Linked DNA regions of Homo sapiens: region 2 is linked to region 1. The links are chromatin contacts, found by Hi-C in ENCODE. All regions are on one chromosome and are shown on one strand. The core of a region is the stretch at or near the end of the contact, and the rest is flanking DNA. Distances in the headings are between cores, read along the strand shown. Region 1 overlaps CDYL (chromodomain Y like). Region 2 overlaps FARS2 (phenylalanyl-tRNA synthetase 2, mitochondrial).

Region 1 (4,152 bases), core at 860-3,359:
ATGATCCTCTCACCTCAGCCTCCCAAGTAGCTGGGACTATAGGTGTGTGCCACCACACCCAGCTAGTTTTTGTAGAGATGGGGTTTCATGATATGCCCAGGCTGATCTTGAACTCCTGAGCTAGGCGATCTGCCTGCCTTGCTCGGCTCCCAAAGTGCTGAGATTACAGAGCATGAGCCATTGCGCCCAGCCAAGATCTCTCATCTCTTTGTTTTATTGTTTTTTGGTCCAATTTTATCAATTACTGAGAAATATGTTAGAATTTCCAAATACGATTGTGCATTGGTTGTTTCTGTTTCTGTTTCACGTATTTTGAAGCTGTCATTAGATGGATGTATATTTATAATATTGTTATATTTTCCTTTTAAAATCACTATGAAACGTCTTTTTTGTTTCTAGTAATACTTTTCGAAGTCTACTTTGTTTTACATTAATGTATCCATTCTAGCTTTGGTATATCTTTTTCCAGTCTGTTACTTTTAGTTTGTTTCTGTCTTTATATTTAAAATTGTTCTTTAGAAACCAGAATATAGTCAGTTCTTGCCTTTTTAAAATAATCGGATAGTCCATGCTTTTTAATTGAAATTAATCCATTTACATTTAAAGTAATTATTAATATGGTTATATTAGGTCTATCATTTTTTGCTTTTCTTAGGGAAGGGATTTTATTTGCTTTTGTTCCTCCTCTTTTGCTGATTTTGTGTTAACCAAAATTTCTTATTAATTTTAATTCTTCTGTTGGTTTTCTAGCTATATGCATCTTAGCTTTTTCTTTAATATTGAATCACTTTGGATAAGACATATAATTTTTTCAATGATGTGTTTCCAGTTCCACTACTTATCCTTAGTATTATTGTCACAGTTGTTGCATTTATATACTTTGTAAACCCATCAGTAGTGTTGTATTTTTTGCTTTATGCTGTCATCTTTTATAGAAAACTAAGATATTACATATATCCACATAATTACCATTTCTGGCTGTCTTCATTTCTTCCTGTAGCTCTAAGTTGCCATCTAGTGTAGTTTCCATTTGGACTAGAGATCTTTCTTTAGCATTTCTTGTTATAGATCTACCAATGACAAATAGTTTATTTGAAAATGCCCTTATTTTACCTTCATTTTTAAAGGAAACTTCTTCTGAATACTAGAATTCTTGGTTGACTGGTTTTCTTCCTTTTCCTTCTTCAGTAATTTGAATATGTGGTCCCAGTGTCTTCAGACTTAAAAGTTTCTAAGGAGAAGTCTTTGTTCTTATCGTTATTGTTGCCGTTGTTTTCCTGTTTATGACGTCATTTTCTCTGGCTGCTTTCAAGATTTTGTTTATCCTTGGCTTTCTACCATTTGACTAAGGTGTGTCTAGAAGAAGTTTTGTTTGTGTTATTCTGTTTGAGGTTTATTGAGCTTTTGGGAGATATTTCAGTTGTTGTGTCTTCAGATGTCTTTTCCTCCTTTCCTCTCTCTAGAGTCCAATTAAGGTACTGCTTCCTGTTGTCACATTTTTGGGAATTCTACTTATTTTTCATTCATCTCTTTCTCTTTATGTTCTTCAGATTATTCTGTATTCAGGTTCATTGCAGATGGCAGAACCAAGCATCAATCCGTTGCTTAGCCAGTCTAATGCATTTATTTTAGTAAATGTTTTGTTCAGATCTAGGCTTTTAGTTTTTCTGGTTTCATTTTTCTCCCTTGAGATTGCCATATCTGTTCACTTATTGATACCATATTTTCCTTCAATTCTTTGGGCATGTTTTTCAGACGTTTTTGAAATATTTATGATAAATGTTTGAAGTCTGTTAAATCCAACATTTCGGCTCACTTGGAATCAGTTTCTGTTGACTATCATTTTACCTGCAGAGGGTCAAGATTTCCTATTTTTTTCTTGTCTAGTGGAAAGTTGGACATATGCTGTAGTGAGTCTGAACTCTTGTGTTCTTCTGAGGATTATTGTGTTTTTATTGTAGCAGACTGTTAATAAACTGCTTGGTCAAACTACACACTTTGTTTTTCCTGTGATATGCAGCCGCTTGTAGCTCTCCTCTGCTCTTAGGTCTTTGCACTGGTGGTGGTTTTAGTGTGGCACCCTGTGAGTCTCCCCTGTGTCTGCAAAATTTGAAAGTTGGCTAAGGATCTGAGTAGAGATGGACTTTTCTCTGTGGTTGTCTTTATTCTGGGGATTCCCCTAGTTTCTAGCACTCCACCAGCTTTGAGCTCTGTACTCTGACATTTCAAGCTTTATGCCGCCCTAGCTTGAGCATAGTTGGGAAAGAGCATCATATTCACAGATTTGGCTCCATGTTACTCTTTTTTAAAAATATTGCTTTCTGGTTTCTGACTGCTTTTTCACCGTGCTGCTTGTGGTTTCCTCAGCACATATGTAGTATGTAGTTCAGCTGTCAGCTAGGGATTTCAGCATCTTATGCTCTGAATTTGAGTGTCACCTCTATATTCTAGTGCTGTCAGAGTGCTTTAAATTTCTAGCTGCTTCCCCAATTCCAGATTTTGATATCTGGCACCTTTAGTTGGTGAGGAACTGGCTTTTGTTTGCCCCCATGTTTTGCAGCAATAGCTGTGGGAGTTGAGCAGTGCCTTGAGCCAAGATGCCACAAACTCACAATTCTTAACCCTTCTAGTTACAGTTTTTGAGATTTAACTCTCTTCCTGGCTTTTGCAAATACTACCTTTAGATCATTGAAAAAAAAATCACTAATTAGCTTGGCATGGTGGTACACACCTGTAATTCCAGCACTTTGAGAGGATGAGGCATGAGTCTCACCTGAGGCCAGGAGTTTGAGACAAGCCTGGGCAACATAGTGAGACCCCGTCTTTACTAAAAATAAAAAAAACTTAGCTGAGTGTGATGGCAGTGTGTGTAGTCCCAGCTACTTGGGAGGTTGAGGTGGAAGGATCACCTGATCCCAGGAGGTTGAGGCTGCAATGAGCTATGATTGCACCACTGTATTCCAGCCTGGGTGACAGAGTGAGACCCTACCTCAAAAAAACAAAAAACAGTTATTATAAATGTTATCTGTGAGTGTTTGTGTGACCTCTTCACCCTTCCTGCCATTACAGAAAGTTGATATTTTTAGTTTTGAAATACTAGGGTGAGTATAGCTTGTCTGTTTCATGAGCGTGTCTTTCTGTTGTGCTTTCATTGCTTTTAGGGTCATTATTCAGTTTATTTTGTTCTTTTTTTTTCCCTTGAGATAAGTTTGTATGAGAGTCAGCCACCATCCTTTTTCTGTTCTTCTTTTTATTTGAAATTAGGTTGTGTGCACTTGTGCAGGGAGGGTGGGCGGGAGAGGTTTTCAGAGGCCACAGGATTCTCTTTTCCGGCATCTCACTAAGTACTTGACAGTGTGGCCTGGTACCTTTTGAGCTCAAGGGCTGTCCTCCCATTCCTCTCCTTCCCCATCCATCTGGGCTAGACCTTCTCTTTCCATTGCGTCCCCCACCCCACACTATCCCTTTCCTGCTCCATTGCTGTTCTGTTCCCAGCAGTTTTTCTTAGTAGAAGGAGGCTTTGGCTGGCTAGTTTCAAGAGCCCTTCAGCCTTAGACTGCTGCAGTCCCTTCGGACCTGGCTGTGATCACTTGCATCCACCTATAGATGGAAGTGTGCAAAGACCCTTCTAGTTTTGGCTGCTATTCTCAGCTGGCTCCCTGAGTTTTCCTGTGAGGTGCCTGTTGACAGTGTCAGGGTTCTTCTGCTCCCATCCATCAGACACCCTGTTGCTATCCTCTGCTTCCTCTGCACAGATCCTCATCCACCTGGTCCTGCAGCTTTTGCCCATTTATCATCCCTTTCCAGTCACTTAGTTTTCTCTTGGCTATTATCTCAAGATTTGAGGGATTGGGCAATTTTTGCACCTCCTCTGCTGTCCCCATTCTCCTCCATCTGCCTTGAAGTGAAGCAGATTTTATCCTGCTCTGAAGCCTGGGGCATGGATGAGAATTCTTTCAGGATTCTCTCACCAACTTTCTCCAGTAACAGGATTGACAGACGATAGACAGGTGTGGGCTCTGTTCCCTGGTTGCCCTTTCACTTGAGAGTGTAGCCCCTGACCTTGCCTGTCTGCGTGGGCTCTAATCTGACCTTACAGCCCCGTCACTGTGGCTCTGTGTCCCTGTCCAGCATCAGCACGTGGCCTCGGGA
Region 2 (4,152 bases), core at 1,083-3,582, 530 kb after region 1:
TTGTGCCCAGGGGGTTAGTGATGATATGTGCAGGACACATAGGGCAAACGCTTTCATGGGAGGGTCATTAGAATCAAGACAAGGATGAACCGCATTAAAAGGGTAATGGCTCAGTATTAAGGAGTAGAGAAGAGTGGATACTGAACATTGGTTTTTATTGAGCAAAATGAGTTATTCTTAGTTGACCCAGCTCTTAGGTTTATAGACCAAATCAAGAATGTTATACTAATATTGATTTTCTTATATGATCTTTTGAATTTAATCCATAATATTTTGTCTTGGCATTGGTAACCTCTAAAGTGTACCATTCTGCTTTCTGAATCGCCTTGACATTTTTCATCACCAAATACTTTTTTACTGTTTTAATGGAGTTATGGCAGTGAAATTAGAAAACTAAAAGATTTTGGGAACAGTCAATAATTAAGCAATACTGTTTATTTTGGTCTTACTTGAAATAGATGGACAGGGAGGAGAAAGAGACTTGTGTCTCTTATGGCCCTCTAGCTTCATACCTATCCCATTTCATCTGAGTAGCCTTGATGACCATTTTGCAGATAAGGACATCGTGATTTTTTAAGAGGTTGAATGAATTTGCTAGTCAAGATGCAGTCAGAATTTGAGCCCAGGACTGTTTCTTTCAAAACTCCTTTATTTTGCTGGAGTGTGCTGCTTCTTCCAGTTTGAAATGACTGAACTGTAATGACCAGCTAGATTATAAAACATGAAGTGGGAAAGTTGTGGTTATTTTCTGACTTACTTATTTTGAGCAATGCTATCATATTAAGTAGATATTTTAGATAGTATGGACATGTCTGAGGAACCTCCTACCTTGCCGGACACTGAGGATTTATTCACCTTGAGCAGAGGCAGGCAGGTGTCTTTCTGAATTGGTGGTGGCTGAGTATAATTGAGTTTCCTACACTTTAAAAACTGTACTCCGGCCACTGTTTTGATTCTCTTGTTTGACTGGCCTGTTTGTATTTTGGGCAGTCGCTAGCCAGGTGTTAGACCTATAATTTACCATGTAATTCTCTATTGACTTGAGCTCTGCCGTTGTGCACTTTGTACATCATCTACCATCTACTGCATCATCCCTGTTTGCTTCAGGCTCTCCCAGTGTGACTCATCATTAAATATCCAGTTGGAACCTCAACCTCTTCCAGGAATGCCTCCTCTGGCATCCTCTACATGTGCTGTTCTTCCTCCTAAACCTCCAAGGGACTTGATGCCTGTCCTCTTGTTAATCATATGCTCTTTTGGAAATGTATTTATGTTTCCCTATGAATATGGTGGCCCTCTGGCTTCATACATTTAAAATGTTTGTGGTCAGGGATGATGATGATTTAAACAACAGTATTTTGGAAAGTAGGACTTTTTTTAAAAGTCCTCTCGCATTATCACTTAGTGTACAGCAACTATTGTAGTAAAACTACTTGGCAGTGTAGCGGTAAAATAGTTTAATCACAGTGGTACAAAGGGTGCAGGGAGTATGGCACTCGTACATTGTTGATGGGAGTCCTAACTGGCGCACTCCCTCTTAGGAGATCCATTTGGCCCTATCTGTTAAAATGTAAAACGCACAAACCATTTGACTAGCAATTCAGCTTTCAGAAATTTATTCTAAAAATGCTTGCTTCTGTATGAAAAGACATAAGTATTTCCTTTATAGAGTTACTGATTTTAGCAAAATATTGGAAACAAATGTTCATCAGTAAGGAAACAGCTAAGTAAACATGGGCTTTTGTATGATGGAATACTTGGCACCATTGAAAAGAATGAGGTAGATCGCTATGCACTACTGTACTGCTGTGGAAGGTCATGAGTATTAATTCTTACCAGACAAGAAGAGGTGCACAGCAGTTTGCTAATGTTTGTTTGAAAATCAAGTGTGGTGGAAGATGGGCATGTATACTTATACATACAAGATGATGATGTAAATTGTGAAATATGTAATAGTTTTGGGGATTTAGTTTAAAAATTATGATTTTATTCTCCTCTGTAATATTTCCCCATTTGTCTTTAACATAAAATAATTATAAATCACTTAATATCAGGAAAACAATCCAAAAATATTATCTCTCCAGGAATAAAAATATTATTCTGTCAAAATGTGTAGTCTTGGCATATCAGCCATGTTTATCTTGGGGCAGTGTAGAACAACTGCTTCCCAGCTCCATGTGTAGGCAAGCCCTGTTTTGAGAAGCAAAGCTTTCTATCCATAAATTAAGGTTGGGATCTGATATTTTGATGGTTTCTATGATGGTTTGATGGTTTCTTTTAAGTTGATGAAACTGAATTTGGCTTCTAAGGTGTGTCACCATCTCTTGACATTTGACCTGTGAAAGCATTAGTTCCCTGACAGCGTATGACTGTACTCTAGAAAGGTGTTGTCTGAATTTTTACTTCCCAATCAGTATTCTCACTTCAGGATTTTCATTGCTTTAAGTGACTCTTGTATTTACAAAGCCCATATCCGTTTCAATTCTGCTCCCATCTGATTCTTTGTGATCTGTTTAGCAGCCCAGGCCTGAAAGAGGAACAAACAGAGAGGGAAATGAGAATAAGAAATGAATTAAGTGCCAGGGAGGGACCCAGAGTTAACTGTACAGGCGCTTTATATTGATGTTTCTTCTTCAGTATTGAAAGCTTACTATATTGATGGACTCTTTTTCATCTTGGTATCTTGCACTTACATATTGATGTTATTTGTTTTTTTACCAATATTGAAATGTAGAATTGATTAGTTAGACTTATCATTCAGATAGAAACTGTTTCAAGCTCTTTTTTTGGGAACAAATATTCTTAGGTGAATATTAACATGTTATTGAGCAATTAGCAATTAGTTGTAATGTAAATCAGTTTTCTGTAATACTTTATCACTGCTGTTTGGTGAAATCAAGTTTTATTGGATGATTCAGTGTGTAAGAGTGTCATAAATGAGTTTTTCACTATTACTGGAGATTTAAGTTTTTGGAGAAATTGTGTGACCAGTAATCAAAAGGTATAAAACATTTAGCCAATTGGAAAGTGAAAAATTATTAACATTTGATATGTAAACATAGGCCTCATTTTAATTTAGTCATATTGTCAAGTAGCAGGACGATATGTGTAGTAGATAGTGATACCTGTGCTTTTAATTCCGTTCTTTTTGTACGTCTGAGTTGGATATTTTGCTTTGTATAGAGGGGAAGAGAGAGGAATAGATTTTATTGTTAAGCCTGTGCTGAATCTGAGGTGCCTCCCCACTTGCCCACTGTCTTTCTAGTGCAGACTCAGAGGAGCAGTGGACCTGTTTCTTCAGCACAGAGCTCTCTTAAGACTTAATAGGAAAATTTGCAGAGGTATAAATCTAGTGGAACCATTAATTCTCAGCTGGATTTTTTCCTATTGTGTTTTATTTTTATTTTTCAGATACTAAAAGTATCTGACAAATAAACTGAAAGGTAAGATTGGCTTTTGGTAAAAACAGAAAGGAGAAAAAAAAAACCTTAGTTCTAAATATATCACTTCAGGGTTATAAAATAAGACAGCCTTTTTTTCTGGAAGAACAGAGACATGGCAGTCTGATGGATTTTAAAAGTCTCGGTGACTTTATTTTATACCCATATAAACTAGAAGCTATGAGTCTTTTCAAAGTGTTTCTAAAACCAAAGACTTTTCTTTACATATGTGGATCTCATAAACCTATGGTCAGATAACCTATTTTCAAAAGTCCAGATTTTTTAAAATTTATTTTTAATTTTTAATTTTAAAAATTATGGGTACATAGTAGGTGTTTATATTTATGGGGTACATGAGATGTTTTGATACAGGCATGCAATGTGAAATAAGCACAGCATGGAGAATGGGGTATGCATCCCCTCAATCATTTATCCTTGAGTTACAAACAATCCAATTACACCCTTTATTTTAAAATGTACAATTGTTACTGACTATATTCACCCTATTGTGCTATCAAATAGTAGGTCTTATTCATTCTTCCTATTTTTTCAGATTAGTTTTTGAAAGAAAATATATGCGTGTGTTTCCTCATGCACTGCAGATATTTCCCACAATTTCTTTTTCACCCTTGCAAGTTTTTGATGTTTGTAAACATCAGAAGTTTTAAATTTTCATGTGGTCAAATGTATGTATCTTTCATTTGGTTTTGTT

What was found. Hi-C counts contacts between places; a loop is a spot of excess contacts on that map. Pooled maps may share reads with other maps.
Region 2: a map with no recorded cell type shows a loop between it and region 1 (4-fold over the local background). The contact joins two enhancer-like sites. A Hi-C loop is called at or near these places in 2 of 37 single-sample maps with no recorded cell type and 2 of 50 pooled maps.

The regions. Positions count from the first base shown.
Region 1 is chr6:4,799,547-4,803,698 of GRCh38, forward strand. The region is part of intron 1 of CDYL (chromodomain Y like); the gene reads left to right. Among named protein-coding and RNA genes, the nearest start is that of CDYL, 25 kb to the left of the region's middle. RefSeq lists an enhancer at 2,815-2,864. Within about 2 kb of position 2,110, at least 4 of the 41 ENCODE cell types and tissues checked have a DNase peak (open chromatin) inside an H3K27ac peak, as active enhancers do.
Region 2 is chr6:5,332,764-5,336,915 of GRCh38, forward strand. All of the region lies in intron 1 of FARS2 (phenylalanyl-tRNA synthetase 2, mitochondrial), which reads left to right. Among named protein-coding and RNA genes, the nearest start is that of FARS2, 73 kb to the left of the region's middle. Within about 2 kb of position 2,333, at least 2 of the 41 ENCODE cell types and tissues checked have a DNase peak (open chromatin) inside an H3K27ac peak, as active enhancers do.